Linked DNA regions of Homo sapiens: region 2 is linked to region 1. A link is a loop called in an ENCODE intact Hi-C map of the cell type or tissue named here. Cell type or tissue: endothelial cell of umbilical vein. All regions are shown on one strand. Each heading gives the region's core, and the rest is flanking DNA. Links, peaks and the distances in the headings are about the cores only.

Evidence for each region. Peaks named below come from ENCODE experiments on the same cell type or tissue, not always from the same donor. Only the 100,000 strongest peaks of a DNase experiment are listed, where the experiment ranks them.
Region 2: it touches region 1 in a loop (19-fold over the local background); 19 of 110 quality-filtered maps call a loop at or near these places.

The regions. Positions count from the first base shown.
Region 1 is chr21:34,622,337-34,638,321 of GRCh38, forward strand. No RefSeq gene overlaps it. Among named protein-coding and RNA genes, the nearest start is that of RCAN1, 15 kb to the left of the region's middle. In endothelial cell of umbilical vein, for the core only: a CTCF peak has its summit at 8,405 (motif pointing left); a DNase peak (open chromatin) is centred at 8,405; H3K27me3 peaks cover 1,205 bases.
Region 2 is chr21:34,354,067-34,370,051 of GRCh38, forward strand. KCNE2 (potassium voltage-gated channel subfamily E regulatory subunit 2) reads left to right here and starts at 9,940. Exons shown (of 2, transcript NM_172201.2): 1 at 9,940-10,085. It overlaps LOC105372791 (a long non-coding RNA gene), which reads right to left. Exons shown (of 3, transcript NR_188571.1): 3 at 1-821. In endothelial cell of umbilical vein, for the core only: a CTCF peak has its summit at 7,954 (motif pointing right); a DNase peak (open chromatin) is centred at 7,965; H3K27me3 peaks cover 824 bases.

The DNA.
Region 1 (15,985 bases), core at 3,812-11,811:
AAGTAGCTAACCTGATCTTTCTTACAACTACTAGGAGGACTCACTTGGGAGCTGTGTGCACAGAACACTGTGTGGGGACAAGTGTGGAAACCAGAGACCTCTCAGGAGGCTGTTGCCATCATCCCAGTGGGAAAAGGTGGGAACTTGGGTCTGGATGGAAGACCCAAAGTGGTAAGAAAATGGTAAGATTCTTTCTATATTTTGAAGGCTCAGACAACAGGATTTCCTCAGGGTATTAGTTCCTTATGGATGCGATAATAAATTACCATAAGCTTAGTGGCTAAAACAATACAAATGTATGGTTCTGGGGGGCATAAGTCTAAAATGGGGAAACGGGGTCAGCAGAACTGTGTTCCTTCTGTGGGCTCTGAGGAGAATCGCTATTTTTTTTTTCTTTCTGAGACAGAGTCTCTCTCTGTTGCCCAGTCTGGAGTGCAGTGGCATGATCTCTGCTCACTACAACCTCCGCCTCCCAGATTCAAGCAATTCTTCTGCTTTAGCCTCCCAAGTATCTGGAATTGCAGGCGCACACCACCATGCCCAGCTAATTTTTTATTTGTACTTTTAGTAGAGACGGGGTTTCGCCATGTTGGCCAGGCTGGTCTTGAACTCCTGACCTCCGGAGATCCATCTGCCTCAGCCTCCCAAAGTGCTGGGATTACAGGCGTGAGCCACCGTGCCCGGCCTATCTGCCATATTTAGAGAAAAGGAGGCATCAAGACTGACTCCAAGGCTACAGGAAGAAGCTGCCTCTAACCTGGATAAGGTAGACTGTGAGAGGGACAGGTTGGGGAACAGCTATCCTTAGCTTACTTTGGAGCAATTCAGGATTGAGAGACCCCTTAGAGGTGACAGTGGGGGGACAGGGCTCTAGATGGCATCTAAAGCCACTGGGCCACTGAGATCCCCTAGGGAGTGAGTGTAGCTGTTGACAAGAGAGTCTGGGGTCTGGACCAGGGGCACAGTGACACTCAGACACCAGCCAGCAGTGGTGCCTGAGAAGGGGGGTCAGAGAGGCTCAAGAGCCACCAGGCAGGTGGGGTATTCTGGAAGCCAACAACAGAAAGGGCTTCCCAGAGGAGGGAACCAGCGCTGCTGAAAGTCAGCTTGGGAAGAGCCCTCTGTGACTAGCGCTGCTGAGAGGTCAGCTTTGTGGGGACAGGGAACTGAGTTTGGATTTCCAAGTTTGGCAGTCCTTTTTGACCTTGGCAAGATAAATTTTGGAGAATTATTTAGAAGTAAAAGCCCAATTGGGAGCAGAAAAATGGAAGATAATGAGTGTAAGCAACTCTCTCAAGAAGTTGTGCTGTGAGGAGAACTGAGAAGTGAAATAGTACATGGAAGAGGAAGTGGGAGTGAGGGGAGGGTTTCGTTTGGTTGAAGATGGGAGAAGCCACCCCAGGCCTGTCTGCAGGTTGGGATGATCCAGGAGAGAGGAAAGCTTGATGACCGGGGCTGGGAGGGGGAGAGAATTTCTGCAGCCATCTCTATGGGAAAGAGAGAGCACCTGGTACATGAACAGAGAGGCGGGTCCCAGGTGGCAAAGCAAATCTGTCCATCGACACTGAAGGAAAGCAGCATGTACCACGGATACCCTGGGCATCAGTGCATGGGACGATGAAATATTGGGGCAGGGCTGGTGAAAGCCACTTGTGTTCATCTCCATCTTCTCAGTAAAAGAGGAGTCTGAGTGTGAGGATGAGGAAGGTGGCATTGAGTGTTGAAGGCAAGAGAAGAAAATGTGAAGTGATCTTCTAGGAATGTGGGAGAACAAATGGACTAGAAAAATATAGGAGGATTATATATGCACACCAATGTCATATGAGTATCAATGTCATATGAGTATCAAATATGTATACAACATGCAAATATATGTATATATATTAATGTTTACATGCAATTACGATATATACATATGTTAGTAGATATAAGCAAATATATTTATATGTCTTATGTATAATATGACACATGCTGCAACATAATTATAATCTATAGTATCTAATATGTACTAGATGGTATATGAATATATGTTCATACATCATACATGAATATAGCAATATAGGCAGATAAGATATGTTACAATGTATTATTAAATTGTGTATATTATATGATGTGCAATAAAAACACAAGTATTTATGACTTATCTGTCTCCTCCACTCTATCCAAAATATATGTAATGCACGTTATAAAACATAAAGAGAAATAGGAATTTTTAAAGTATAAGAATAGAGAAATAAACACAAATATAAATATGTCTTGAGCTGTCATCCTCATTTCATCTAGAGTGGAATCTTGATGAAGGGAAGCTGTTTATTTTCACTACCACTCTGCCCCGCCTAGAATGTCCTGGGCCTAGAGGGGGACTTCAATAAATATTTATTAAATGAATTAATGAAAAATGTATTTTATACTTGAACTTAACCAAAAGGCTGAGAAACGATGAAAAATATATCTTATTTATTCAGAATCAAAAATATTTTGTTTTCTTAAAAATCTCCTGTTATTCTCAATGACTTATTAACAATGTCTTAGTCAGTGTAATGTTATTAAACATGCCTCATCCTTTTGGGAAATCGTGGAGAACCATGAGCAGCATGGAGTGCTGTGCTTACTAAATCACAATATCCATTTTTCAATCCCATCCACCAAATTTAGAAGGGATTATTATTATCACCGAGTAAATTTCCATGCTCCTTGACATCAATGAGTTGTTTTTTCATATTAATTGGAAGTTGTTCGTTTTTATGTTTCACAAATGGGTTTTAAAACTCACAGAACCCCTTGGAAGCTTTTAGACAGCTGATAAAATTGTGTTTCCTAGTTTAAAGTGCAAGATATGAGAACTTTTATAGATGTCACACATCGTTTTTTGGCAATAAAATCACTTAATGATGGAAACCTTTCCAAACTCCTGTTTTCAAGATATTCTTACTGTAGCACAAGTTTCTGGCAGACAGTGATTACTTTCTCACACATTGTTAACTGGCATCTTGTGCTTGAAGGGCCAGGTCAAGCTGGTTTATTTATTTATGTTAAATCATCACCATGGCTCGAACCTTGTAACCTGGCTGGCAGTTGCTCATGCGCAGAGGGGAGATGTACCAGCTCTGTTCCTTTCTTGCCATTCATCTCTGCTTATGTCCTTAGAAATAGCTTCATACCTTAAGTTCTAGGGTACACGTGCACAGCGTATAATAATGATAATAATAAATAAATAAATAAGTAAAAAGAATCCTGAAAAAAAAAAAAAAAAGAAATAGCTTCATACCATTTCTTAGCAGGCATCCTTGCCAGACACTTGCCTGTTTGTGTGAGGACTGGCTCAGTTAAAGACTAGATAATATAAACCACACATTCTCTTAATGAAAATTTGGGATCTGCAATAACAGCACAATTCTGGAAGCAGAGAAGGTGTGTGGAGCCATGTCAGCCCACACCACCTGGCACCCCAGGTGCCCATCAGGGGGCCTAGTGCACCCCTCTGATGCCTGTCTGGCTTCTGCAGCAAGAGCAAGCACCAGGGTCAACCCACATAATAAAGCAGCAGAGGAATAATTTTCTTTTTTAGAAAAAAGAAAAACCTAATATAAACAGAAGCGCTAATATTTTTCACTCATCCCAGTGAGTGGAGGTCATCACCTTCCACCATGGAGACCTTGACCTATAGGGTGGATGAGCGGGGAATGGTGGGCAAAACTCCACCAAAGAGAGCTGCTTCCTCCCAGACTGTCTCGCTCTAACCCCTGGACTGCGACTTCAGGCTGAGGGGCTTTACCTAGGTCAGAAACACAGGCTAATTTCCCAAGAACACATCAAACACAACAGGTCAAAATGAAAGCCATCTTTCCCATCCAGTCTACTCACTCTGCTCTGTCCTGATTTCTACCCACAAGCTGCTCAGTAACCGGGGAAGAAACCCAGGAGCCCTGAAAACTGCTCCCTTTGTCTTATCCCCGACTCCCCCACCAACTGACCTGCTCGCCCACTCCACACAGCCAGTCGCCAAGTCCTGTCCACTTTCCCTGCTGAATCATCGTGCCGCATCAGCTGAGTTTACCCCCTCTCCTAGAGTCCCACTCCTGGTCTCTCAGCTCAGAACCATTTCTTTCTCTGCATCATTTCTTACGTGGATCACCTAAGCTGCTTCGAGACTGAATCTTTGCTTGAAGGCAGAGCTGATGACTTTGGAGCCTTCTTCATCCCGTGGTTGATCTGATTACCAGGAACTTTTCCCAGGACTAGGTATACAAACACAGATCATTCAATTCTCTAACAGATGAAGGCTGCGGTCCCCTATAAGATGCAGTCCATCATATGATGCCCTCTTAATTACTTTTATGACATGCAGCAATCATACTTCATTAGAACTCTTCTCTTTCTTCTCCACTAAACTGTGAGCCTCCTGAGGACAGGAACTGTGCTGGTTTCCTTGTACACAGCATGATGCCAGGCACACAGTAGACATTTGATACTTGTGGTATCAAATGTGTGTGTCATTTGAGAAGAGGCATCTTCTTATAATTTTTTTTTTAAAAGAGATGGGGCCTCTCTCTCTTTCCCAGGCTGGAGTACAGTGGTGCAATCTTGGCTCACTGCAGCCTCGAACTTCTGATCTCTAGCAATCCTTCTGCCTCAGCCTCCCAAAATGCTGGGATTGCAGGCATGAGCCACCATGCCCAGCCACCTTCTTATAATTATATGTGCACCCCCAACCTCAAGCACTTGACAGCTGACTGCTGAAGGAATGAATGGATGAATGAAGGAATAAATGGATGATTGCCAACAGCCCTCAAATAAACAGAAGAGCAGGTTTTATAAGGCTGCTTCTCAGAGTTTCCATAAATGCCAGCTCAGGGAACATTAACCCAAGTCCCATTTGTTACATGAAAGCAGTTCTGAGGTAGCTGACAGTGCCATCCTCCATCTGGCTTAATTCAGGAATAAATTTACTCTACAATAATGGTTGGACTGTATACATTTCAGACAACCTTCCATGAGTATGGAGGTTGCCATTGAGATGTCCATCTGTCCTCCACCTTAGGGAGCACTAAAGAGACCCTAAAAGTTGGTCTCTTTGTTTTACATTCTAATCACTTTCCTCAAATTCACATTGATTTTTCCAATGCTTGTATAGCTTTTTGTGGAGCAAGCTTTTTTTTTGTTTTTTTGTTTGTTTGTTTGTTTGTTTGTTTTGAGACAGAGTCTCACTCTATCACCCAGGCTGGAGTGCAGTGGTGCAGTCTTGGCTCTCTGCAACCTTCACCTCCCGGGTTCAAGCAGTTCTCATGCCTCAGCCTCTCTAGTAGCTGGGACTACATACAAGTTTGAGCCACCACGCTTGGCTACTTTTTGGATTTTCTTTTCTTTTCTTTTCTTTTTTTTTGAGACAGAGTCTCACTCTGTCGCCAGGCTGCAGTGCTGTGGCACGATCTCGGCTCAATGCAACCTCTGACTCCCTGGTTCAAGTGATTCTCCTGCCTCGGCCTCCCAAGTAGCTGGGATTACAGGCACGTGCCACCACACCCAGCTAATTTGTGTATTTTTTGTAGAGATGGGATTGCACCACATTACCCAGGTTGGTCTTGATCTCCCAACCTCGTATCTGCCCACCTCGGCCTCCCAAAGTGCTAGGATTACAGGCATGAGCGACTGCGCCCAGCCATTTTTGGATTTTTTTACTAGACACAGGGTTTAGCCGTGTTGCCCAGGCTTAAACTCCTGTCCTCAAGTGATCTGCTCGCCTTGGCCTCCCAATGTGCTAGGATTATAGGCTTGCGGGATTACCTGGCCTGCAAGTATATTTTTGAAACCACCTTACTGAGGTACAACTGACATACACTAAACATATTAAAACTGTACAATGTGATGTTTCGAGAGAGTGAGCATATCCTTCCTCCTGCAAGTATCTTCCTGCTTCTATGTAATTCCTCCCATCCCCACCTCCACTCCCACTGTACCCCAATCTGTTTCCTGTCACTATTGATAAGTTGAGCAAGTATATATTTAATCTTTAAGAGCTTCCTCGCTTTCTGTTCCCTTTTCATAAATTTCCTGCTTTTTAAAGTATTGCTTTATTATCTTATATCTCTCTGGAGTTTTAATTTGATTAAAATATTTTTTGGTCCCCGGAGTTATTCTCTGCAGCCTCCAAAACAGTCTTACTAGTTTATTTGTCTGGTCTGTCTCATTTAGCTTGCATTCTCCTTGCATGTCTGTGGAGCCTTTATTTATCTAAGGACACTAGGTAGCTAACATGCATTTCCTTTGCTATTGAATAAGATTGTTTCCCCAAGGTGAGTGGCAGCTCTAAGCAAGGAAGGATGGAGTAAAGCGCCTGTCTGGCTGTAGTGAGGGAGACAGTGAGTCAGCTGTCAGCCTGTGGACCCCCAAAATGCCAATGAGGGCATATCTGAGACAGGGTAATTTATAAAGGGAAGAGGTTTAATGGACTCACAGTTCCACATGGCTGGGGAGGCCTCACAATCATGGTGGAAAGCAAAGGAGGAGCAAAGTCACATCTTACATGGTGGCAGGCAAGAGGGCTTCACTTGGGATGCAGCATTGACGAAGAATGTCATAGCTTCTGGCAGACGTTTGTTCCATTCATTGGAAGAGCCATCTGGGATTTTGCCTGATTCTGTATGCTGTATATACACATGTATATGTGTGTATATATATGTGTTTATGTGTGTATTATGTGCACATGTGCATGTGTGCATATCTGCAGCATGCATGCTTGTATATGTGTAGTGTGTGTATCTAGGTATACACTGTATGTATGGAAGGCAAATATATTGTATGATGGAAGGCAAAGGAGGAGCAAAGTCACATCTTACATGGTGGCAAGCAAGAGAAAGCATGTGCGAGGGAACTCCCCTTTATAAAACCATCAGATCTCATGAGACTTATTCATTATCACAAGAACAGTATGAGGGAAACCACCCCCATGATTCAACTGTCTCCCACCGGGTCCCTTTTATGACATGTGGGGATTATTACAATTCAAGATGAGATCTGGGTGGGGACCCAGAGCCAAACCATATCACCCCCTCCTACAATGTGGAAGCACCACTGCCATTTTATTTTATAAACATAAATGTTTTTCCTTCTGCTACCACCATGCACCTGTTTTTTATTAGCTGTGGCCAGAAGACAGTTGAAGTTGTAGGTTATTTTCTGCTCTAAACATAGACTCTTTATGCAGCAAGTTGGAGGCAGATCCATTTCTTTGCTGATACCGTGGCCTCCCTTATTACAATGGAAGGGCCCTTTGCAGGATCCCTGTGGCCACCTCACTTTTATGTCAGGAACAATCAAGTTTCCTTAGAAAACAGCTGGATCCCCAATGTTGCAGATGATGTTTTGATGAAAATGTTCAAGGCATTCTTTTCCTTTAGCCAACTTCCTTGATAAAACTTTCCCAGTAAACATAGTCTTACCATATGATCCAGCAATTGCATCCCTTGGTATTTACCCAAATGAGTTGAAACTTATGTCTGCACAAAAAATGTTTATAGCAGTTTTGTTCATAATTACTAAAATGTAGAAGCAACCAAGATGTCCTTCAATAGGTATTCACCTATTGATAAACAAATGGTGTTGTACCATACCATGAAATATTTTTTAATGATAGAAAGAAATGAGCTGTCCGGCTAGGGAAAGGCAAGAAGGAATCTTAAATATATGCTGCTAAGTGAAATAAGCCAAGATGAAAAGGCTATACAGTGTATAATGTCAACTGCATGACATGATGGAAAAGGCAAAATAATGGAGACAGTAACAAGATCAATAACCATTGATCCAGGAGTTAGGGGGAGGGAGGAAGAGGTGAATAGTGAATTTTTAGGTCAACAAAACTATTCTGTACAATACTAAAATGGTGGACACATGTCATTACACATTTGCCAAAACTCATAGAATGTACAGTACTAAGTGTGAACCCTAATGTGATCTACGGACTCGAGTCAATAATAATGTATCTTTATTGGCTTATCAATTATAACAAATGTTCCTTAGTAACGCAAAATGTTGACAATAGGGAAACTGTGTGGCAGAGGAAAGGGGCACCTGGAAAATCAATATATTTTCCATTCAATGTTTTGAAGACCTAAAACTTCTTTAAAAACAATCTATCACTTTTTCAAAAAATTGTCGAGTAATATGCCCACAAACCACCTGATTTAAAGTGGGAAAATAAACCTGCCAGAACAAACTAGTTTGCAAATCGCACCTCTTCAAGGTAATATAGAGGACATGTGTTAAAAGAATGATTTCAATTTTAGAGTAGCGAATTGTGAGGGTTTTTCTCCCCTTAAATGTGCAGAGAATAAAATGCATTTGTCTTTTGGGGCCACTCCAAGCAAATGGCAAGATGAGGGAGAGGAAGCTGTGGAAACACTACCACCTAGTGGTAGAAGACAGACTTTCAAAAACGTGGCCTAAGGCTTTGCAGAATTCATTTTCCAATAACTTTGGGGACATGCTCACAACCCTTTATAAAAGCTGGGAGAAAGAAGAAATAGAGGAAGGAGAGAGAGGTAAATGGCTGCCCAAGTGGTTAGGAACTTAACATTTTCCATCAGGCCGATCAACCTAGGGAGAATCATCAGATCTGGAGAGTTCAGAGGCTGCTACATAGACAAGAGACAAAAAAGGCACTGCAGGACCTGCTTGCTTAAAAACGCCCCTGCCCCACAGTACTGCCCACACGTACTGGATGTGAATTCCCACAGTAGGCAATAGGCCAAAAAATGTAGGGTACCCTCATGCAATGAGTGCCTAGGGGGTGCCTGTTCTGGGCCAGGTGCCCCTGTAGGCATTGGGGATAAATATTATATCCAAAAGACTGTCCCTATCATCTGGAAATAAGGGCAGCTTTCAAGCCCTCCTTCCTGAGTGCAGAAAGATGTATCCCTTTGATCATGAAAAGTGTGTGGGAGGAAGACTTTGGAGGGCAACTCTGGAGCTAGGGAGGGCTCCTGGCTAAGAGGGTGTGTTCAAAGGGACATCTCCACCCAGGGTGGGAAGACCCACTGGGCAAGAAGCAGGGAGGTGATGGAAAGTTAGCCATGGCCTGCCTTTGCTTCAGGTCCGAGGGGGGCGGGGGTGCTAAGGGCAACACAGCAGACTCACCAGCCTCTGGTGAAGTACTTTAGCTGGTTAGTGAGTGGCTGGTTCTAAGTTACTTTGCCTCAGCAGAGGAGAATTCCTATGATGAAGGGAATCCAGGCAGCATCAGCCTCCGCTGCCCCTTTGTCACTGCTGAGCTGTGCACACCTAGACTGCCCTGTGATCACTTTCCCAAAGCTGCGCTAATAGAGTACCACAACTGGGTGGCTTGGAAGAATGGAAACTGACCCTTTCATGGTTCTGGAGGACGGAGTCTGAAGCCCAGGTGTTAGTGGGGTCATACTCCCTGAGTATGAAAGCTCAAAGGGAGGAGCCCTCCCTGCCTTTTCCAGCTTTGGTGGCTCCTGGTGTTCCTTGGTTTGTGGCTGCATCCCTCCAACCTCTGTCTCCATCTTCACATTTGACTGGCATGTTATGTCACATCAGGAGAACACAGCAGTTCAGTGTCGGCATTTCTGTCCCTTTGGTGTATCTATGAATGTGAGGTCTTTCAAGCTAAGGGGAATGTCTGTTGAGCTCTTTCTGCGCCAATAAGGGGCCAGCTTGGAAGCCTGCGTGCCTGTTGACAGCTACCCTAATATATTGTTGATAATCCGAATGGACTCCTATGAAACAGAAAACAGCAGGTGATGTCATTTGCTCATAAATATTGAATGCCTCTGCTCAGGAGGATGGGGACTGAAGTTCCATCCAAGCAGCTCCTCAATGCTCGTAACAAATCTGAACTTGCTCTCTCCACTGGAATATGAGCAGGTTCTCTGCATTTTAACAAGTGGACAGTGGTTATGCTGCTTCTGGGGGCTCCCACCCTGAGAAAGGTTCATCATAGCCTGATCTTGAAGGGAATCAATAATCGGTGTCCAACTGAAACTGGGTTGTGTCGATTAAAGTTGTGGACTGTAAGCAAATGCCTAAAAGACCTCTCGTTGACAGTGAAATAAGAAAATGAAAATGCCTTATGAAATTCTGAGGCTGTTGAAACTTTATATCTGGGCAATTTCACCAGAGAGCTCCGTGCCACAAATGGAACCAACTGCTTTGAGGGATAGTAATGTGGATGTGTAGCACCAGCTCCAAAATGACAGTCCCAGAGATGCCCTAGGTGTTGAGTTGTGGGATCAAGGGGAGAGCTGTGACAGAGAAGTCAAAGGAAGAAGGAACCGAGGAAATCCCCAAATGTGATGCTCCCCTGCCACGTAGGTCATCTGCACGCTGATGGCAAGACTTGGAGCCATGAGCTGTGTCACCTGTTGCATCTCCTTCCTCCTCCCACAGTGCTGTCCCACTTTGCTGATCCATTTTTCTCCATAACATTTATCATCATTTCACATAGTAGATTTGTAATTATAATATTGTAAAATATTCCATTTTTGTGCCTGTATTTGTTAACTATTGCTGCCATAACAAATCATAAACGTAGTGGCTTGAAACAATGCACGATTTTTATTTATTTATTTTTTTACGATTCTAGAATTCGAAGTTCCCACTGGGTCTCACTGGGTTTCACTAAAATGAAGGTGTTGGCAAGGCTGTGTTCTGTTTCAGAGGCAGAATCAATTTCTTTTTCCTTTTCCAGCTTCTGGAAGCTGCCTGCACCCTTTGGCTTGAGGCTCTCCTCTATCTTCAAAGCCAGCCATCCCATCATCTCGACGTCTGCTTTCATCACTTCATCTTTTTTTGTTTTTGTTTTTGGAGACAGAGTCTCGCTCTGTTGCCCAGGGTGGAGTGCAGTGGCACGATCTCGGCTCACTGCAACTTCCGCCTCCCGGCTTCAAGAGATTCTCATGCCTCAGCCCCCCGAGTAGCTGGGATTACAGGTGCCCTCCGCCATGCCTGGCTAATTTTTGTATTTTCAGTAGAGATGGGATTTTACCGTGTTGGCCAGGCTGGTCTCAAACTCCTGACCTCAGGTGATCTGCCCACCTCAGCCTCCCAAAGTGCTGGGATTACAGGCGTGAGCCACCGTGCCCGGCCCACTTCATCTCTTTCTCTGACCCTGAAAACTCTTCTGCCTTCTTTTGTCATCTTTTAAGGACACTTAAGACTACATTGGCCCTTCATAGACAATCCAGGATCATCTCTTTATTTGAAAGTCAGGTGATCGGCAGCCTTCATTTCATCTGCAACCTTCATTCCTCTTTACCATGTAACATTCACAGATTCCAGGAAATTAGGGCATGGGCATCTTTCACGGGGATGTGAAGAAAAACCTCAAAGCATTTTTCCTTAGCCCTCGCATCACAACAACAATAAACACAGAAGACTTCTGTGGCCAGCTCGGCATGGTGGCTCACGCCTGTAATTCCAGCATTTTGGGAGGCTGAAGTGGGCAGATCACTCGAGGTCAGGAGTTGAAGACCAGCCTGGCTAACATGGTGAAACCCCGTCTTTACTAAAAATACAAAAATTAGCCAGACGTGGTGGTGGGCCCCTGTAATCTCAGCTACTTGGGAGGCTGAGGCACAAGAATCCCTTGAACCTAGGAGGCAGAGGTTGCAGCGAGATCACACCACTGTGTTCCAGCCTGGGCGACAAAGCGAGACTTTGTCCCCCCTCAAAAAAAAAGACTTCCGTGACCAAATGTGTGGGTATTATAGGGATTACTTCCCACACACCAGCAAGCAATCAATTCTGCGTTCTGCAGCGGACACCAGCTGGGTGTCCTCCAATTCAATTTAATTCTGACACTATCTACCCAGGGACAGCCTCAGAAACCACGGGCCCAGGGCTCAGTCCCACAAGAGTGGCCCCTCCTCCCACCTGCCCCAAGTCCGGGTCTCAGGAACTTCTGACCAACTGGTTTCCAGTTGAGATTTCCAACACCCCCTTCGGTTTTGATTAATATGCTAGAGAGGCTCACGAAACACAGGGAAACACCTATGTTCACTGGTTTATTACAAGGGATATATTAAAAGATACAGAGAAACAGCCAGAGGAGGAGATTCACAGCATGAGGTCTGGAAGGGTCCTGAACACAGGAGCTTCTGTCCCCATGGAGTGGGGGCCCAACACTCTCCCAGCACCTGGATGAGTTTCTGTTCACTTTCCTGTCCACCTCCATGTGCTCAGCTCTCTGGAAGCCACTGGACCCTGTCCTTTGGGCCTTTTATGGAGACTTCATTGGATAGGAATGACCAAAGCATGGACAACCACATATAAATGTGACTGGAGGCCGGGCGCAGCGGCTCATGCCTATAATCCCAGCACTTTGGGATGCCGAGGTGGACGGATCACAAAGTCAAGAGATCGAGACCATCCTGGCCAACATGGTGAAACCCCATCTCTACTAAAAATACAAAGATTAGCTGGGCATGGTGGCATGAACCTGTAGTCCCAGCTACTTGGGAGGCTGAGGCAGGAGAATCAGTTAGACCCAGGAGGCGGAGGTTGCAGTGAGTTGAGATAGTGCCACTGCACTCCAGCCTGGCCAAAGAGCGAGACTCAAGAAAGGAAGGAAGGAAGGACGGAAGGTGATTGGACAAAAAGAGTGTGATCTAAGCCCAGCAAGTCCTCAGGCTCTTCTTGGCGTCTCCATGCAGTATTCCTTCATCCAGGTTATGGGGCAGGACCCTCTCTGGAATAAGAGTTTCAAGACCCACAATTAAGACAGGTGAAAGGAGATCAGGAGAAGGTCAGAGAGATTCTCTTCACTCTAACAAGAGCTATGGGAGTTACGAGCCAGAAACCACGGACAAAAACCAGTATCTCATAATATCATAGGGGGCCATTATTCTGCCCACCACAGCCTCCTTCCTCAAATGTAGGCTTCGTGAAGGCAGGAATTTTTGTTTCTATTCTTAATAAAAATACAAATATGATGATGCCACTGCCCTACTTGTCCTCCTTCTCTAAATCCATATAGAGTCAAACATCCTTAGCAGCAGGTATTTGCTGGGGTTCCCTCAGAATAGCCCTGAAGTTAAGGGTTTGGGTGCAAATGATGCCATCCTGGGAAACACAGGCAGGGGAACAGGGAAGTAAGACAGGACGCAGCAAGGAGCCATGGACCGCCATTGTTCCATGGTGGCACAACATGGTGGAGCCCTCTTGTGGGGGAGTGTGGAACACCCTCAGAGTTGCCCACCCAAAGGGTAAGGAGGCAGGGGTGTGTGTCTGTCCTCCCACTCCCATTGAGGTCTGTTGCTGGTGTCATTAAGTATGCAGCACTTCCAGCCTGTCCCCCAGGGAAGCTGAAACAGCCTTCAGGGGAATCCAACGTACCTGCAGCAGGACCTCCAAGGCTTGTGAGAGCAGAGGGGATTCAGGGATTCTGTGGGGCACCCACAGCATCTCTGCATGCAGCTCACAGTGCCCATGAGATCTGAACATGCATTTATCTTGTGTAAGATAAGGCTATTTCCCTTGTAGTTGGTGCAAAAGTCATTGTGGTTCTTACCATTAAAGGTAATGGCAAAAAACTTTTTTTTTTTTTTTTTCTTTTTTGACAAAATTTTGCCCTGTCACCCAGGCTGGACTGCAACCTCCACCTCTCACATTCAAGTGATTCTCCTGTCTCAGCCTCCCGAGTAGCTGGGATTCCAGGCATGCACTACCATGCTTGGCTAATTTTTTGTATTTTTAGTAGAGATGGGGTTTCACCATGTTGGCCAGGCTGGTCTCGAACTCCTGACCTCAAGTGATCCACCCGCCTTGGCCTCTCAAAGTGCTGGGATTACAGGCATGAGCCACTGTGCCCGGTCAGCAAAAACCTTTTAATATTTAAAAACATTAAAGTTTTCACCTTTAATGGTAAAAACTGCTATTACTTTTGTACCAAACTAATATTTCCCGGTTTTTGAACTGAAAATCCTGTCTTCTTGAAACACTCCCCTCAGTCCGGGCAAACTAGAATGGTTGTTCACCCTGTCTGGTACTGACTCTTGCAGTAGACAAAGATGAGATGATTTACAAGGTGGCATTTAAAGTTTGCAACTCTGCCAGCAGCACTGGGGGCTGGCTTGTCTACACTGTTTCAGGGTGTATAGATTGATAGTAACATCTGCTTTAACCAGTTACACAGCCTCATCTGCCTCTAAAAGATCCCTCTGCAGAGTTGCAAAAGCTCCCTTTCGATCAAGGTAATGTGCACACATTTGGTGGGTCATTCTGAAGACCGAGTTCACGCTGTGCAAATGAGAAAGGACAGCGAGGGTTTGTGCCTAAGTTTTCTAGCCTCTCTTAGGTTGCCTCCATTCTCTTTTCCTGACGTGCTCTATCCCTCACCTTTATTAAAGCTGTAGATGAGTGCACCTGTGGCATACCTTTGAGTCCTTCCAATGATTCCATCCTAGAAGGATCTGCTCTAGCCTGATCACTCACCCCTTCCTTTGCAAACTCCTCAAACACCCTAGAAATAGGGCATTTCTAGCTCTATTGACTTGCTTGTGTTTGGAATCATGCCAGGATCTCTCCTCGCTCTGAACCTTGGCATTACCCTTAGATTCCCAAATGTCTCGTTTGGCCCCTTAAGGCTTATAATGGTGCCCCTCTTCTGTGCTCTCAGAGCTCTTGGTGCTTGTCCTCCACTAGCATTTACCAGCCTGTGCTGGACTTGCCTGCTTTCTGGCTTGAACCCTCCGGGACTGTCTTAATCTGCTTAGGCTGCCATAACAAAGTACCACCGACTGGTGGCTTCAACAACAGAAATGTATTTTCCCACAGCTCTGGAGACTGGAATTCTGAGATCATGGGACTAGCGTGGCTCCATTCCTGGTGAAGACTCTTCCTGGCTTGCAGACAGCTGCCTTCTTGAGGTATCCTCCAGTGCAGTTCCATTGTGTGTGTGTGCAGAGAAAGAGGGCCCTGGTGTCTGCTTCTCTTCTAATATGGTCACCAATCCTATCAATTTAGGATCTCACCCCATAACCCTGTTTAGCTTTACCTCCTAAAACCATAGCTCTAAATATAGTCACATTGGAGGTTAGGGCTTCAGCATATGAATTTGAGAAAGGGGACACAACTCAGCCCATAGCATAGACTGTAAGCTCCCTGAGGGCACGGACTGTGCGGCATTCATCATTGAACTCCCGGTGCAATAATTGGCAATAAACATTTGCCGAGTAAATGAATGAATAAACTGATGAGGATGTCAGAGTCTTGCTGCACTCTTCACAACACCCCTCTGAGGTGAGTGAGACCTCATCCATTCACTGCAACCTTCTTCTGCTTTTTCCTCTCTACAGAGCTGAAGAGACAGAAACTATTTCCCAGCCTGCCTTGCAAACAGGGCTCCACATATGATTTGGAAGCTGCTGATTAGGTGCAGCCATGAGAGAGCTGACTTTGGAACTGAATTAAGTGCGAAGGGAGTGGCAGTAAGGGTCATATATATTTTTGTTGGTGCAGATCTAGTCGGTGTGGAGGGGCCATGGGGGTAAACATTGTCATGGTAGCCCCTGATCTCCATCACAGTTGAGGTGTTACATCACTGGAAGCAAAGGTTGATTCAGAGGTCCTGGGGCTGTGCCACTTCCTGATTCTAGAGTTTTGTGCTTGAGTTAAAAGAGGTGGCTTCCCTGGTGGGTTAGTCCTGCAGTATTGTTTTATGAGTCTTTCCTGCAGGCCTCTTCTCTAGCCTGCTTCTTTGACCCATGTGAAGGTTTTGTGAGCACACTACTCCTATATGAAATCCATTTCTGCTTAAAATAGTTAGAGTGGTTCCTGTGACTGCAAGGGAACCTTGCCTGAAACAGATGGAACTATCAAGCCCATCATACAGATGCATACCTGAAAAAATGAATGGCTACTCAAGGTCATAGAGGTTGTGATGTCTCAGCTGGTGTTTGAACCCAGGTATGACCTCAGTGAAGATGAGGAAGGTTGGTCCACAAAAATGGCATTGTATCTGGACCAAAGT
Region 2 (15,985 bases), core at 3,847-11,846, 270 kb before region 1:
GTGACAGGGGTCTTTGTTAACTTTGGGTCTTGCTAAAGTTCAGTAATGTCAGGGCAAACAGAACACAAGGAAGCTGAGACGTTCTCTGGCTTTCCGTTGCAAACTAGGCCTGTTGATGATGGTGACAAGCTTCTCAATCCCAGAAGCATGAAGCCAGCAAGGCTGGGAAAGCACCTTGGGGGAAGGCTCCATCAGAAGAGAATCAACTTTATCAAAACTTGGTTTGCTCTATCACAGCAGCGGCATTTCAGAAGCATCCTACCAAGTTGCTTGTTTCATTGATAAACTAAAGAAACCCTACATGTTTGGAGAGTTCTTGGTGAGGCCTGTTCATTGGAAGTCGTCATGCTTGTGTGTATCTTAGAGAAGAAGAAAATTCCAGTAGTTCCTCAGTCAAATGGTGTAATCCACTCCAGAATCATTGCCATCTCTTCTAATATTCTGAACCAGGCACAGAGAAAGTAGAAGCTCAGTGCATAGCTAAATGAAATTACCAGAGATTCTCAATGCCCCCATTTCCAGCTTTTCACAAAACCATTGTGCTCACATTAATAGCATCAAGGAAAGCTTCCTACTCTGTGAGCTCAATTAGAAACGTCATGTATTGTTAATGGTTTTGAAAAGGTGAAAACTTTCTTTTCCAGAGTCTTTTTCATCGGAATGATAATCTTAGTACCTTGTAAATAGATGAGGTGGTTGATTTCATCACAGCCAGAATCTAGAATTATCACCATTCTTTTGGGATACAGTGAGAGCTTTTTTCCAGCCAGACACAGAATGGGCAATACAGGTAAGGTCCCTGTTGTCATGGAGCTCAAGTTCTGTTAGAGACAGGAAAGAAAAAAACAATCAATAAAACAGGAAAACTTCATAATTCAAAGAAGCCACGCACAGCTGTGAGACTATGCACAGGCACCATTCACACTGTAGACTAAGTGACAGCTGCCCCCGGGTTAAGCCCTGCCTTGCCTGGGCAACAGTACATGGCATCCCCACACAATTCAGATAATACAAAGTGCTATCAGGGAAATGTGAAGAAGGAAGAAGCTGTGCCAAGATTGGGGGAAAAGCATTAGAGGCAGAGAGAGCAGCGTATGCAAAGATGCTGAGGCAGTCCGTATAATTGCACCATGAAGAGGTCCCTGTCCTAATCTCTGGAAGCTGTGAATATGTTACCTTACCTGGTAAAATGGACTTTGCAGGTGTGATTATTAAGTTAAGGATCTTGAGATGGGAAGATGATCTTGGATTATCCAGATGGGACAAATGCAATCACAAGGCTCCTTATAAGAAGCAGGCAGGGGGCTCAGGGAGTGGGAGAAGATGTGATCACAAAAGCAGAGGCTGGGCCGGGTGCGGTGGCTCATGCCTGTAATCCCAGCACTTTGGGAGGTTGAGGCGGACAGATCATTTGAGGTCACGAATTTGAGACCAGCCTGGCCAACATAGTGAAACCCCATCTCTACTAAAAATATACAAAAATTAGCCTGGCATGGTGGCAGGCATCTGTAGTTCCAGCTACTAGGGAGGCTGAGGCAGGAGGATCACTTGGACCCAGGAGGCGGAGGTTGCCGTGAGTCAAGATCGTGCCGCTGCGCTCCAGCCTGGGTGACAGAATGAGACTCTGAAAAAAAAAAAGAAGAAAGAGAAAGAAGGAAAGAAAGAAAGAAAGAAGGAAGGAAGGAAAGAAAGAAGGAAAGAAAGAAAGAAAGAGAAAAAGAAAGAAAAAAGAAAGAGAAAGAAAGAAAAAGAAAGAAAAGCAGAGGCTGGAGGGATGCCAGGATGCCAGGGAGAGGGCCAAGAGCCAAAGAATGTGGGTGGCCTCTGGAAGCTGCAAAAGGTAAAGAAATGGATTCACACTCCCTCCTCAACCCCCAGAGCATCCAAAAGAAACTGGCTCTGCTGCCATCTTGATGTTAACCCAGTGAAATCCACTTTGGACTTCTGACCCCCAGAACTTTAAGATAATATTATAAATTTGTGTTGTTTAAGTCACTAAGTTTGTGGTCATTTGTTATAACAGCAATGGGAAGCTAATACAGATTCAAAGACAAAAACAAAACAAAAAGCAGAGAAGCAGGATCAGACTATGTGAGAAGATGAGCTCGCAGAAAGGACCAGCGGCCAGTTTTTCCATGGCCTGGCCAGCTGCACTAAGCATTCCGGGTTTTATTTTCAGGGTGAAAGGAACCCAATGGAGAGTTTCAAGCAGGGGAATTGCGGGCTGTGGTTTGTGTTTCCAAAAGATCCCACTGGTCCCTCTTAGAAATATGTGAATAGGGACAGAGTGCAAAGCCAGAGGCGTGAGCGGCCAGCAGTCCAGGTGTGAGCTGAGAAGTAGCTGTGCGGGGACGTGTTTGGAGAGTCAAATTATTACTATAATAATAATTATTATTATTTAGAGATGGTGTCTTGCTCTGTGGCCCAGGCTGGAATGCAGCGGCATGATCCCGGTTCACGGCAATCTCTGCCTCCCGGGTTCAAGCGATTCTCCTGCCTCAGCCACCCAAGTAGCTGGGATTACAGGCACCTGCCACCACACCTGGCTAATTTTTGTATTTTTGGTAGAAACGGGGTTTCACCATGTTGGCCAGGCTGGTCTCGAGCTCCTGACCTCAGGTGATCCACCCTCCTCAGCCTCCCAAAGTGCTGGGACTACAGGTGGGAGCCACTGTGCCCAGCCTGGAGCGTCAAATCAAAACAAAAAAACCAACAGAGCAGTAAGAAACATATTTCAATTTATTACCTTCGGGGCTAGGGGAAGAGAGACAAGTTCTAAGAGGCTTTTCGTGCAAAAATGGAAAGAACTAGGTTTAAGGCAACAGTGAGAAATGACAATGAAAAAGGCAAGCTTCTGATAACAGCTGTCTGTTTGGCTGGTGAGACGGATTGTGACTCTTCTTTGCAATTGGCCATTGTACTAGTTTATGGCACAAAAACCCAGGCACAGTTTTCAAAGAAGTTGAGATGGGGTATTAAGGGTCTGGTGGGTTCGATGTCACCCAGCACAAACTCATACACCCACGTTCAACCTGTGCAGAGTCTTTTCTTTAACAGGATGCAGAGTCAACAGTATTTGCTAGTGAATTGGGGGTGTGGCAGGGTGACCAAAAAAAAAAAAAAAAAAAAGAAATCTAAGTTAATTCTTTGGTTTTTTGGCTTACACAACTAGAAAGAAAGTGGAGTCACTTTACTGTGATAGGATAGGAGTAGGTTTGGTAGGAGAATTGAGTTATGTTTGGACATCTGAGGTTGAGATGCCTATTAGACATCTGAGTGAAAATGTCAAGTGAGCATCTTGACATTTGATTCTGAAATTCAGAGAAGAGGACTGGACTGGAGATACACATTTGCAAGTCCCCTACAAATACATGGATTTTAAAGAAATCAACTTTATTGTGGTATAGTTTACATAAAATTATACACACCCATTTTAAGTGCATGGTTCAATGAGTTTTACTCAGGTAACCACCTACAACAACCAAGATATAGAACAATTCTATCACCCTCCAAAATTGTCTCTTAATCCTTTGCAGTCAATCTTCCCCTCATCTGGTCATAGAAAACTACTAATCTGCTTTCTGTCACGAGGGATGGCTTTTGTCTTTCTGGAATTTCTAGAAATGGAATCAAACAGTACAACTTCTTTGTGTCTGACTTCTTTTGCTCATATAATCTTTGTGGGATTCATCCCTGTTGGTGCATGTATCATTTATTTGTTCTTTTTTATTGTTGAGCAATATTTCATTGTGTGAATAAAACACAATTTGTTTACCCACTTATCTGTTGAGGGATATTTGGCTTATTTCCAGTTTTTAGCTATTTTGAATAAAGCTGCTATAAACATTCATGAGTTTTTGTGTGGCATATTTTGAAAATTTCTCTAGGTAAATACCTAGAAGGGGCATTGTTGGGAACTTTTGATCTAGTTACCAAACTGTTTACAAGTGGCTGTATCATTTTACATTCCTAAGGCAATGTATGAAAATCCACTTAGCCCACATCCTCACCAACACTTGGTGTTGTCAGTCTTTTTAAATGTAGCCATTCTGGCCAGGTATGGCGGCTCATGCCTGTAATCCCAGCACTTTGGAAGGCTGAGGTGGGCAGATCACCCTGAGGTCAGGAGTTTGAGATGAGCCTGGCCAACATGGCAAAACCCCGTCTCTACTAAAAATACAAAAATTAGCTGGGTATGGTGGTGTGCACTGTAATTCCAGCTACTCTTGTTGAGGCAGGAGAATCACTTGAACCCTGGACAGGGAGGTTGCAGTGAGCCGAGATCTCACCACTGCACTTCAGTCTGGGGGACAGTGAGAGATTCCATCTCAAAAAAAAAAAAAAAGTAGTCATTCTGGTGAGTGCGTAGTGGTATCTCATTGTAATTACAAGTTATATTTCCAATGACGTTGAGCATTTATGTGCTTATTGTATATATTTTTTGGTAGTGTCTGCATAAACCTACTGTCCATTATTATTGAGTCAATTTTTTTTCAAATGATGAGTTCTTTATGTATTCTAGATGCAAATCTGTTGTATATTCTAGATACAAATTCATGGTGGTTATTTTTTTCAGTATATTACTTGCCTTTTTATTTTCTTAATTATGTTCTTCAAGGAGTAAAAGACTTTAATAATGATGAGGCCCAATATATCAATATTTTCCTTTTATGATCCATGTGTTTCAGTCTTTGTTTCCTCCATCTGCTTTTAAGATTTTCTCATTGCTTTTGATTTTAAGCATTTTATGCAAAGGTGTGACTTTCTTTGAAATAATTCTCTTTGAGCTTTTTAGTTCTTGAACTCATGGCTTGATTTTTTTAAAAAGCAGTTTTGGAAAAAATCTCATTCACTATTTCTTCAAATATTGCTTCAGCTTCAGCCACTTTCTCCTCTCTTTCTGGGACTCCAACTGTACTTCTGTTAGTCCTTTTTCCTGTATCTCTCATACTTTCTTGGGTGTATCCTATTATTTTGTTCTGTGCTTCACTGTAGATATTTTCTGCTGACTAGATTTCTAATTCACTAATCCTCTCTTCAGCTTTGCCTATGCTGCTGGTAAATCCATCCACTAAATTGATACATTTAAAAAATAGATTTCTGCGGAGATTCTATTTATTCTTGGGCTGACTCTGGAAATTTATATTTTTCTGGCAAATTATATATTTCATCCAAAACTTCAAATTGTATTTCCAGAGTGACTTTTTATTTAGTTGATTCTATTTTTATTTGTTTTCTCTTTTGTTCCTTTCTGTTTTTGTTCTAAAGTTTCATTTATTCTACATTTTTAGTTTATTTTTTGGTTCTTTTGCTTTTTGAGTTTAATGAGTTCCTATTATTTTCCTTTTATTTATTTTTATTTTTTAGAGACAGGGTTTCACTCTATCACCCAGACTGGAGTGCAGTGGCACCATAATAGCTCAGTCTAACCTAGAACTCCTGGGCTCAAGCCTCTTCCCACCTCAGCCTCCTGAGTAGCTAGGGCTACAGCTATGCACCACCATTCCCAGATAATTTTAAACAATTTCTTTTTTATAGAGATAGAGTCTCAGTGTCTCACTATGTCACCCAAGCTGTTCTCAAACTCCTGGCCTCAAGTGATCCTCCTGCCTCAGCCTCCCAAAGCAGTGGGATTACAGGTATAAGCCACCATGCCCAGCCTCTTTTCCTTTTAGTGAATTCATTTACTGTATAAATTTGCCTCTAAGGTTCACATTGTCTGCATCCCAGAAGTTTTCAAATATATGGCAGTTCCTTTGTAATTTAATATCTTATTATTTATGTGTTTTCCTCTTTATCCATATGTTACGTGATGATATACTTATTTTTTGGTTTTCAGATATATCAAGGTGTACAGACTATATTTTTGCTGATTTATAATTCAACTGCATTGTAGTAATGGAACCCAGTCTACATAAAGCTGATATTTAAAAATTTGGTTGGACTTCTTTTGTGACCCAGCACATGGTGAGTTTTTAAAACCGTTTTATGGACACTTATAAAGAATGCACATCATTTGTTGGTTAGGTGTGGGTTCTCTCCATCTATTTTATAAAGGTAATTAATTCTATTACTCAATTCTATATGTTTACTTTTTAAAAAAATCTATCAGTTTCTGAAACCTAATTCCTACCATTGTGCATGCCTCAATTTCTTGTAAATCTGCCTGTTTCACTTTGAATATTTTGAGTCCATATACAAGCCCATGATTTTACTATCTTCTTCGCAGGTTGTTTCTTTTATCAAATTGTAGTGACATTTAATATCCTATGGATCACCTGAAATTTCAGTTTTTCTTAGATGTCTGCATTTTAGCCTTAGCTTGATATGTTTTTTCATCACCTTATTTTCAACTTTTTATTTGTTTTTATTTTAGATGTGCATCTTTATTTTGTATTTTATTTTTTGAGACAGAGTCTTGCTGTTTCACCCAGGCTGGAGTGTAGCAGCGTGATCTTGGCTCACTGCAACCTCTGCCTCCCAGGTTCAAGTGATTCTTATGCCTCAGCCTCCCAAGTAGCTGGGATTACAGGCATATGCCACCATGCCTGGCTGATTTTTATATTTTTAGTAGAGATGAGGTTTCGCCATGTTGGCCAGGGTGGTCTCGAACTCTTGGGTTCAAGTGATCCGCCCGTCTCGCCCTCCCGAAGTGCTGGGATTACAGGTGTGAGCCACCAGCCCCAGCCTAGATGTTTATCTTTTAAGAAGCATATAGCTAGATTTTATTTTGTTATTCAGTTTAATAATACTTCTTTTAATAGGTACTTATTTTAAAGGATATTGTGATTATAGATATATTCAGATATTATCTTAGTCATTGGGGCAGTTATAGTAAAAATTATAAACTGGATGACTTATAAATAACAAAAAGTTATTGCTCATAGTTTGGAGGCTGGCAGGTCCAAGACCAAGGCACTGGCAGATGCGGTGTCTGGTGAGGTCTCCCTCTTTGATTCATAGACCGTGCCTTCTAGCTGCGACCTCACATGGTGGAAAGGGGAAGGCAACCTCCCTGTAGCCTCTTTTAAAAGGGCATTAATCGCATTCACGGGGTCTCCATCCTCTTGGCCTAACCACCTCCCAAAAGCCCTACCTTTTAGTAATATCACATGGGGAGTTAGAATTTCACTATATGAATTTTGGGGGGACACAAACATTTATGCCACAGCAGATATCTTTCTACCACCTTATTTGGTGATTTCTGGGTTTTGTTTGTTTGTTTAAGACAGAGTCTCGCTCTGTCGGCCAGGCTGGAGTGCAGTGGCACCATCTCGGCTCAATGCAACCTTCGCCTCCCCGGTTCAAGCGATTCTCCTGCCTCAGCCTCCCAAGTAGCTGGGATTACGGACGTGTGCCACCACGCCTGGCTAATTTTTGTATTTTTAGTAGAGACTGGGTTTCACCATTTTGGCCAGGCTGGTCCCGAACTGCTGAGTTCAGGTGATCCACCCGCCTCGGCCTCCCAAAGTTCTGGGATTACAGGCGTGAGCCACCATGTCCGGCTGGTGATTTCTGTTTAAAAGTTTTTTCTTAAAGTGTTTTTTCCCACCTAGTTTTTCATTGAATGGGTAAAACATTCTACATTTGCTTTTATTAAAACAAGAAATGAATTTTGCTGCATTTCAATTTATAGATTTTACTATCCTACCTCGTGCCAGGTTCTGTGCTAAGTGCTGTATATATCTGTGATCACATTTAACTTTTATAACAAGCCAAATGAGCAGGAACTCTTATCTCTATCTTACAGACGAAGAATCCAAAGACCAGGGACAGTAAGTAATTTGCTCACCTGGTTTGCCAGCCTCCATGACACATCGCCGTCCAGTTCTGCCTTTAATTACCAAAGCACAACACGCTGCTTTGATTCCCCTCTCCTCGGCGCCAGAATTCAAGAGTGAAGTTAAACCGCAAGGGCTGAGTTAGAAGATTGGCCTCAGTTCCCTGTTCCCACCAGCAGGTGGCACCGTCTCCTAGCGGAATTCTTACTTGAACGTTTTGCTTCCATTTCTGCAGAGGCATGGTGAACACAGTTACACCACCAAAGTGTTCCTCCTGGCTGAGTTTGCCTATCTTGTTCAGTGAAGACAACCCATGAGGACAAATGGTGTTAATGAGAAGCTTTTGCGGAGTTACAGAGATCCTCGTATTTCTTTAAAATACACCTAATAACGTTAACTCTGCAATAATTTGTAGATCATGTTAAATCTTAGCTATCTTCCTCTTGCCACCCAGTGTGCTTCAAGCCACATGGTTCAGAGCACCATTTAATGTGAAACTCCAATTTTAAAACAAAGTGAACCTTCCTTTTACAAAACCATGAGACAAGTTACAGAGTAATGACCACCCACATGACCTTGAAGTGATTTTGAGTGAGTGAGTGTAACTTCCGTGGCTGCCATTTAAATTGGATTCAAATCCAAATGGCTCCACCTCCATGTCATCAGACCTCTTGTGCCCTGATTCCCTTGGCTAAGTTCACAGTACCTTCCACATCAGGTTGTGGCAATGATTACCTGAGGTTAATACGATAAAAGCACATGGTAAGCACTCCTAAATGATAGCCAATATAAAGACTCAGTTCTCCCAATTCCAAGGGTCCCCACCATGATAGAAAAGGATCTTTTGGTAAATAGAGTATGTTTAGCTCTTGCTAGGTCTTTAAATACTTTGCTGGGGGCCAGGCACCATGGCTCACACCTGTAATCCCACCGCCTTAGGAGACTGAGGCTGGAGGATCCTTTGCGGCCAAGAGTTTGAGACCAGCCTGGGCAACACAGCAAGACCCTATTTCTACAAAAATAAAAATAAAAATTAACCAGGCTTTGTACACACTTGTAGTCCCATTACTTGGGAGGCTGAGGCAGGAGGATCCCTCAAGCCCAAGAGTTCAAAGCTGTAGTGAGCTATGATTGCGCCACTGCACTCCAGCCTGGGTGACAGAGTAAGACTCTGTTTCAAAACAACAACAACAAACAAAAACCTCAAAACCTCTTTGTTGGACTTAACTTCCAGCTCCTCCATGTAGTACCTTAGTACCCTTGCAGCCCGTTTCTCTTTTACAAGACAACAATGTTGTTATAAACTCATTTGGATGTGGTCCCGTGGAGGAGTATTTACCAGAATCTAGCTTATTTAGCGTCTTCAGAACACGGCACTTGCCTGGAATTATACTGACCCCCTCAACCCATACCAACCACCCAGAGATGGCTGTTCTTGGCTCCTCTCCCTGGGGCCCTGTCCTTCCCACATCGTCTTCTTCTTCTTTCTTCTTCTTTCTTCTTCCTTCTTCTTCCTTCTTCTTCCTTCTTCTTCCTTCTTCTTCCTTCTTCCTCTTCCTCTTCCTCTTCTTCTTTCTTCTTTCATTGAGACAGAGTCTCACTCTGTCACCCAGCCTGGAGTGCCGTGGTATGATTTCAGCTCACTGTAACTTCTGCCTTGTGGATTCAAGTGATTCTCCTGCCTCAGCCTCCAGAGTAGCAGGGACTACAGGTGTGTGCCACCACACCTGGCTAATTTTTACATTTTTAAGTAGAGACGGGGTTTCACCATGTTGGCAAGGCTGGTCTTGAACTCCTGATCTCAGGTGATCTGCCCGCCTCAGCCTCCCAAAGTGCTGGGATTACAGGCGTGAGCCACCCCACCCAGCCCTTCCCACGTATTCTGGCAGGGAATGCTGTTGTCCCCCAAGCCTACCCTAAGAGGAAGACTTCTTCTGGGGAAAGATGTTCACTGTACCCAGGCCCTGCCCTGGCTGGAGCTGGCAGGAAGGGTCCCAGAGCAGGAACTTGTGCCACTCTGCCCAAAGCCAGAGTCCCTGAGGCACACACCCCATCAGGCACCAAGGTGAATTCCAACTGCCAGTTAGTATTTAACTTTCCACATACGATTAGATTAAACATGTGGGTTCATAAAAGCATAGGATTGCAGACTGCAGTTGCAAGGGCTTAGATGGTTGTAAGGTGAAGGTGCCCAGCAGGCTGAGGCTTGTGTGCAACCCAGAAGAGAGCTCGCTAACGCCAGCAAGAAGGTTCAGAACAGCCTGGCTTTGGAAAGGAATTTCATCCTGCCCACACACTGCATAGGTAAGTCTTAGCACACATTCTTTATTTTTTGAGGAATTAAGTAACAAAGTTATCTATGTGCCTTTTCCAGAAAATGATAAAAGGAATGATTTTCCTGGTACATGGCCTGGCTCCTCATCCACTCTTCCTTCTTTCCTTCTTGTGTTTTCCTTACTCATTTCTTTGTTAATTGCCTTAGAATGAAAATTTTGAGAGTTTTTAAAATGGAGGATTCATGGTAAACGTAGGTAATCATATTGTTTTCTCTTCTTGATATAAAAATGAAAGACTTTGCTGCCTTTTATAGGCCCAGGTGATGTGAGCGATCTACCATGTTTCAAGAAAAGAAAACTTTGGGGCTGGGCGCGGTGGCTCACGCCTGTAATCCCAGCACTTTGAGAGGCTGAGGCAGGCGGATCACCTGAGGTCAGGAGATCGAGACCAGCCTGGCCAACATAGTGAAACCCCATCTCTACTAAAAATACAAAAAAAATTAGCCTGGCGTGGTGGCTGGCGCCTGTAGTCCCAGCTACTCAGGAAGCTGAGGCAGGAGAACGGCATGAACCCGGGAGGTGGAGCTTGCAGTGAGCCGAGATCACGCCACTGCACTCCAGCCTGGGCGACAGAGTGAGACTCCATCTCAAAAAAAAAAAAAAGAAAGAAAAGAAAACTCTGGACTTTGGGGTCAAATGAGTGTTACTTTCCTAATAGTGTCCTGATTGCTGTTGTCATGAATAACACACATTCATGACAGGAATGGCTGGAATTAGGGGATCATTCTGTAGCCTGGAGACAGGGCACAACTAATGACATGTGTAAGCTCAAATCATGGTCTTGATCTTATGTCTTGTACCCAGTTGAGCCAACTGGTCACAGCAATGAAAACAGTGAGTTATTGGAATGTGTGACCTCTGCTAGGACAGTCAGTGCTGGACACTGGCTTGGGTGATGTGAGTTCTAGTCCAGGCACTGTGGCCAACTTGAGAGGCTTGTGATCTTGGACAGGTGACTTAAGCCCTCTAGGCTATAGTTATTCCACCTATCAGAGAGCAAACCAGCCTAAATGATCTCCAGGGGCCCAGCCTGTGCTAGGACTCAGCAAGAAGCATTCACTGGAAATGTAGGTCCTCCTAGGTTGATACACATGAATTGCCCATATTTGACCATTTCTAACCTATATAAATGGCTATTTCATATAATTCCAGAGAACATAAATGGTAGTTGTCTTAGCATTACTAAAGTAAATGCCTATTATGATATTCTACTTAGGGGTAGGATAAGTATGTATACCAAATATGGTTTGTTTCGATTTGATTTTTGAGACAGGGTCTCACTGTCACTGCTGAGTGCAGTGGTGTGATCATGGCTTACTGCAGCCTTGACCTCCCAGGTTCAAGCTATCCTCCCACCTCAGCCTCCTGAGTAGCTGGGACTATAGGAGTGTGCCATCACATCCAGCTATTTTTTTATGTTTTGTAGAGGTGGTGTCTCGCTATGTTGTCCAGGCTGATCTCGAACTCCTGGGTTCAAGCGATCCTCCCACCTCGGCCTCCCGAAGTGCTGGGATTACAGGTGTGAACCACTGTGCCTGGCCTCCAAATATGGTTGATGTCTATCAGTCAGTTAAACAGTAATTCTGGGAATAAAAAATTGAAATCAACCCACTTATAATTGGAATGTCTTAGCATAATGTCCTTCAACGAAGCTGCTTTCACACACTGTGATTTGTTTTTTTCCTGTGGTCATGGAGCAGGCATGGGCCACTCGGCCACATCTCATGCATCCGTATTCAAAAGCCAAATCCCTTTTGGATCCTGTTTATTTGGCCTGGCCACGGGTGAGCACTTAGACATTTAATCCCTATAGGCCCTTTCATCCCTGTGATTAAGTCTTATCAAAAAGCACCTCCTGACCGGCTTAGCAGTGGGGCCTTTGTTCACATTAGAAGGGTTGAACAAATAATGGGCAGTTGGGGCTGCTTAGCTCTAAAAGGCTGGTGAACGCTGCCATGCCTGCACCTGGAAACAAACCCAAATGACTCCAGTGGAATTCAGCACTGAAGTCCCTCATCTCAAAGACCTTTTGTGGCAGAGACTCTTGGATGGGCCTTAGGGGTCCCAGGAGTCCCCTGAAATTGAATGTAGAGCTTCCTACGTGCATAGGTATACTTTCTTGGGGAAAAATTAAGTCACATCATTTTATTTTACTTTTCGAGGGATCTTTAACACCGCCCCTCCCCCACCCCCAATTCCCACACCCCTTAAGAATAAATTAAGAATCACTGTTCTGGTAGTTTCCAGTTGAATTCCACAGAGGAACTGTCATTCATTCACACCTTCATTCAACAGATTTTTAGTAAAGATTTGCTACGTACCCATCGCTGTGTAGGGTCCCGGGATTCAGAGATGAGTAAAGCAATCCCTGCCTTCCGGGGGCTCAAGCTCTCCTGTCATCGGGACTCAGTTACTGAATCTCACTAAACATCCTGAAGGTAGGAGTTTATAGAGTGGTTTTGAGGATCACATGAATAAGCACACAATACATGGGTAATTCAAAAACGAAAACAAGGCCGGGCACGGTGGCTCACGCCTGTAATCCCAGCACTTTGGGAGGCCAAGGTGGGCGGATCACGAGGTCAGGAGATCGAGACCATCCTGGCTAACATGGTGAAACCCCGTCTGTACTAAAAATACAAAAAATTAGCCGGGCTTCGTGGCGGGTGCCTGTAGACCCAGCTACTCAGGAGGCTGAGGCAGGAGAATGGCGTAAACCCGGGAGGCAGAGCTTGCAGTAAGCCGAGATCGCGCCACTGCACTCCAGCCTGGGCAAAAGAGACTCCATCTCAAAAAAAAAAAAAAAAAAAAAAAAAAAGGAAAAAAACAAAACTAACATGGTCATTTGCAGAAGGGGCAGAAAAAGGGTCTCTGCCTAGACCTGGGGAGGTCAGGGAAAGTACTATGGATTGGTAACAACCGGCTGGGCTTCCTACAAGAGAAAAAGACTATACTCACAGAGCCAGACCCCATCTCAAAAAAAAAAAAAAAAAAAAGTCTGGCATGGTGGCTCAAACCTGTAATCCCAGCACCTTGGGAGGCTGAAGCAGGGGGATCACTTGAGCCTAGGAGTTTAACAACATAGTGAGACCTCATCACTACTTTTTTATTTTAAAAAAGAGTTAATAAAAAATAAAATGAAAATAAAAGGGTAAAAGAGCCAGTGGCAAAGTCTTGAGTGGATTAAAGCCAGCTCAGCTAACTTTCACAGCAGACTATATCATTTTAAAGGGGAAAAAGCACATCTCTGTTACATTGCTTAGGAAATATGCTTGGTATATACCCTGGGGCAATCTTATCTATTTGTTAAGTTTCCTTCCAACCCACTAGCCTGTGTGGCCAGGAGAGGGAGACAAAGATCTTAGAGCTCTCTAAATAATAGAACTTAAAACATCAGACAGAGAAGAGTATATTATCTTGGTGATGGTAATTCTCAATGAGGAAAATCCTGGGGAGGGATGTTCTGTGGGAGAATGCCTGCAAGTTTATTTGTTTAGTAGGTTTGATTATTCAGCTGATTGAAATTCCTTTCCCAGATGGGGAGATCTGATTCTCTTTTCATGAAGGAAAGAAAAGTCACATGCTAAAGAGACGGGCATGTCTTTAGAACGGCAGCAGGCAAACCCACTGCTGGGATCCTGGGGCTTTTACTAGTGGCTAGTCACAGGTTTACCTCCTGCCTGTGCTCCTTCTAGCTGTGTTGAAACCCACTTGCCCCATCTATGAACCGTGTTCAGCTCCATTTTCTGAGCCCCCTTATCTTTTTGTCCATACCTGTTGCAACTCTTTGCACGTTGCATTGTCATTGATTTGGTCTCTCCCATTCAACTGAGCCTCTCACAGAGTTCCTGTCACCTCTGCAGTTTCATCGCCTAGCATAGTACCTGGCACTTTAATTCATGCATCAAATGTCCATTGAGTGCCTTCTATGTGTTAGACATCTGCTATACCGAGCTAGACAAAGTTGGCAGACATGACAGCCGAGTGGAAAAGATGAGCCCCTAAACCAATAATCACACACACACACACACACACACACACACACAATATATATATATATATATATATATATATATATGTATGTTATATATATGTATGTTATATATATGTATGTATGTATGTATTAAAAAATCTTGGCCGGGAGCGGTGGCTCACACCTGTAATCTCAGCACTTTGGGAGGCCGAGGCAGGTGGATCACGAGGTCACGAGATCGAGACCATCCTGGCTAACATGGCGAAACCCCGTCTCTACTAAAAATACAAAACATTAGCCAGGCGTAGTGGCGGTTGCCTGTAGTCCCAGCTACTTGGGAGGCTGAGACAGGAGAATCACTTGAACCTGGGAGGCAGAGGTTGCAGTGAGCCAAGATCGCGCCACTGCACTCCAGCCTGGGTGACAGAGCGAGACTCCGTCTCAAAAAAACAAAAAATTTTTGCCTTGCAATCGTTTGCCTTGATGTTATGTCTAAAGCCCCACAATTCTCTAAAAACAGAGATGTATAAAAAAGCACACGTATATAATTCTCTGAAAACAGAATATAAATGAGTCATTGCTCCATTTAACTGACATTTGTTGAGTGCTTGTTATAAATATGGCATTATTCTAGCTGGTGTGAGGTTACCAATTTTTTTTAAACAAAAGTAATATGAATATATACACACACATTTAGTGACTGCATATGTGATGTGTGCTTTTGAAGAAAAAGGAGATGCTGTTGGAGGAAAATGGTGGTGGTGGTGGGAAGTGATTTAGAGTAGAACCAGGGAAGTCTCAGAAGTGACAACTAGCTGGAACCTAAAGAACGAGGAGGTAGCAGGTGGAAGAGAAAGGCAAAGGCATTCTAGGTTGAGAGAATAGGATGTGATAATGTCCCGAGGAAAGAGAGCTTACTGACAGGGAGGGAAGATGTCAGGTGTGACCGAACTGTAGTGAGCAAAGGGTAACTGAGGAGGTGGTCAGGAGCCTGCTCAGCCAATGGGGTAAATACTGTTAAGGAATTAGGACTTGATTTTAAGAACAACCATCGCATCATTTTAAAAGCAAACAAATTGCACTATAATTTCCCTCTTCAAAAAGGCACATTGGCTGTGCACGGTGGCTGACACATGTAATCCCAGCACTTTGGGAGGCTGAGGCGGGTGGATCACCTGAAGTCAGGAGTTCGAGACCAGCCTGGCCAATGTGTTGAAACCCCGTCTCTACCAAAAATACAAAAGTTAGCCAGGCGTGGTGACATGTGCCTGTAATCCCAGCTACTTGGGAGGCTGAGGCATGAGAATTGCTTGAACTGGGGAGGCGGAGGTTTCAGTGAGCAGAGATCGTGCCACCCCACTCCAGCCTGGACGACAGAGCAAGATTCCGTCTTAAGAAAAAAAAAAGGGCACATTGATGGCTATTCAAGGCAGAGAGGGGCACATATAACCCCAAAGAGATGGCTCTGGGGAGGGTTGTGTTGTATTACATTGTTGGCATTGTATTATCCAGGTGAGAGATGCTGGAGGCTGGGCGGTGCCAGTGGTGATGAAAAGGAGAGATGGATTTGAAACATAGGAATAATCTCTCAGATTGTTTCTTGGCATCACTTACCTAAAATGCTTCTTTCAAATATAGATGTACACACCCCTCCCTTTAGGATACTTGGGACAATGTGCCACTTAGACATAGGGGATGGAACAAATTGGAGAGTCTGTCAATGCCCCCTGCAATCTTTTCTCTTGATGTTATCTCATAATGCCCCACAATTCTCTAAAAACAGAGAACATAAATGAGTCATTGGTCCATTCCACTGACGTTTGTTGAGTGCTTGTTATGAATGTGGCATTATTCTAGCTCTTGTAAGGTTACCAATTTTTTAAAAAACAAAAGTA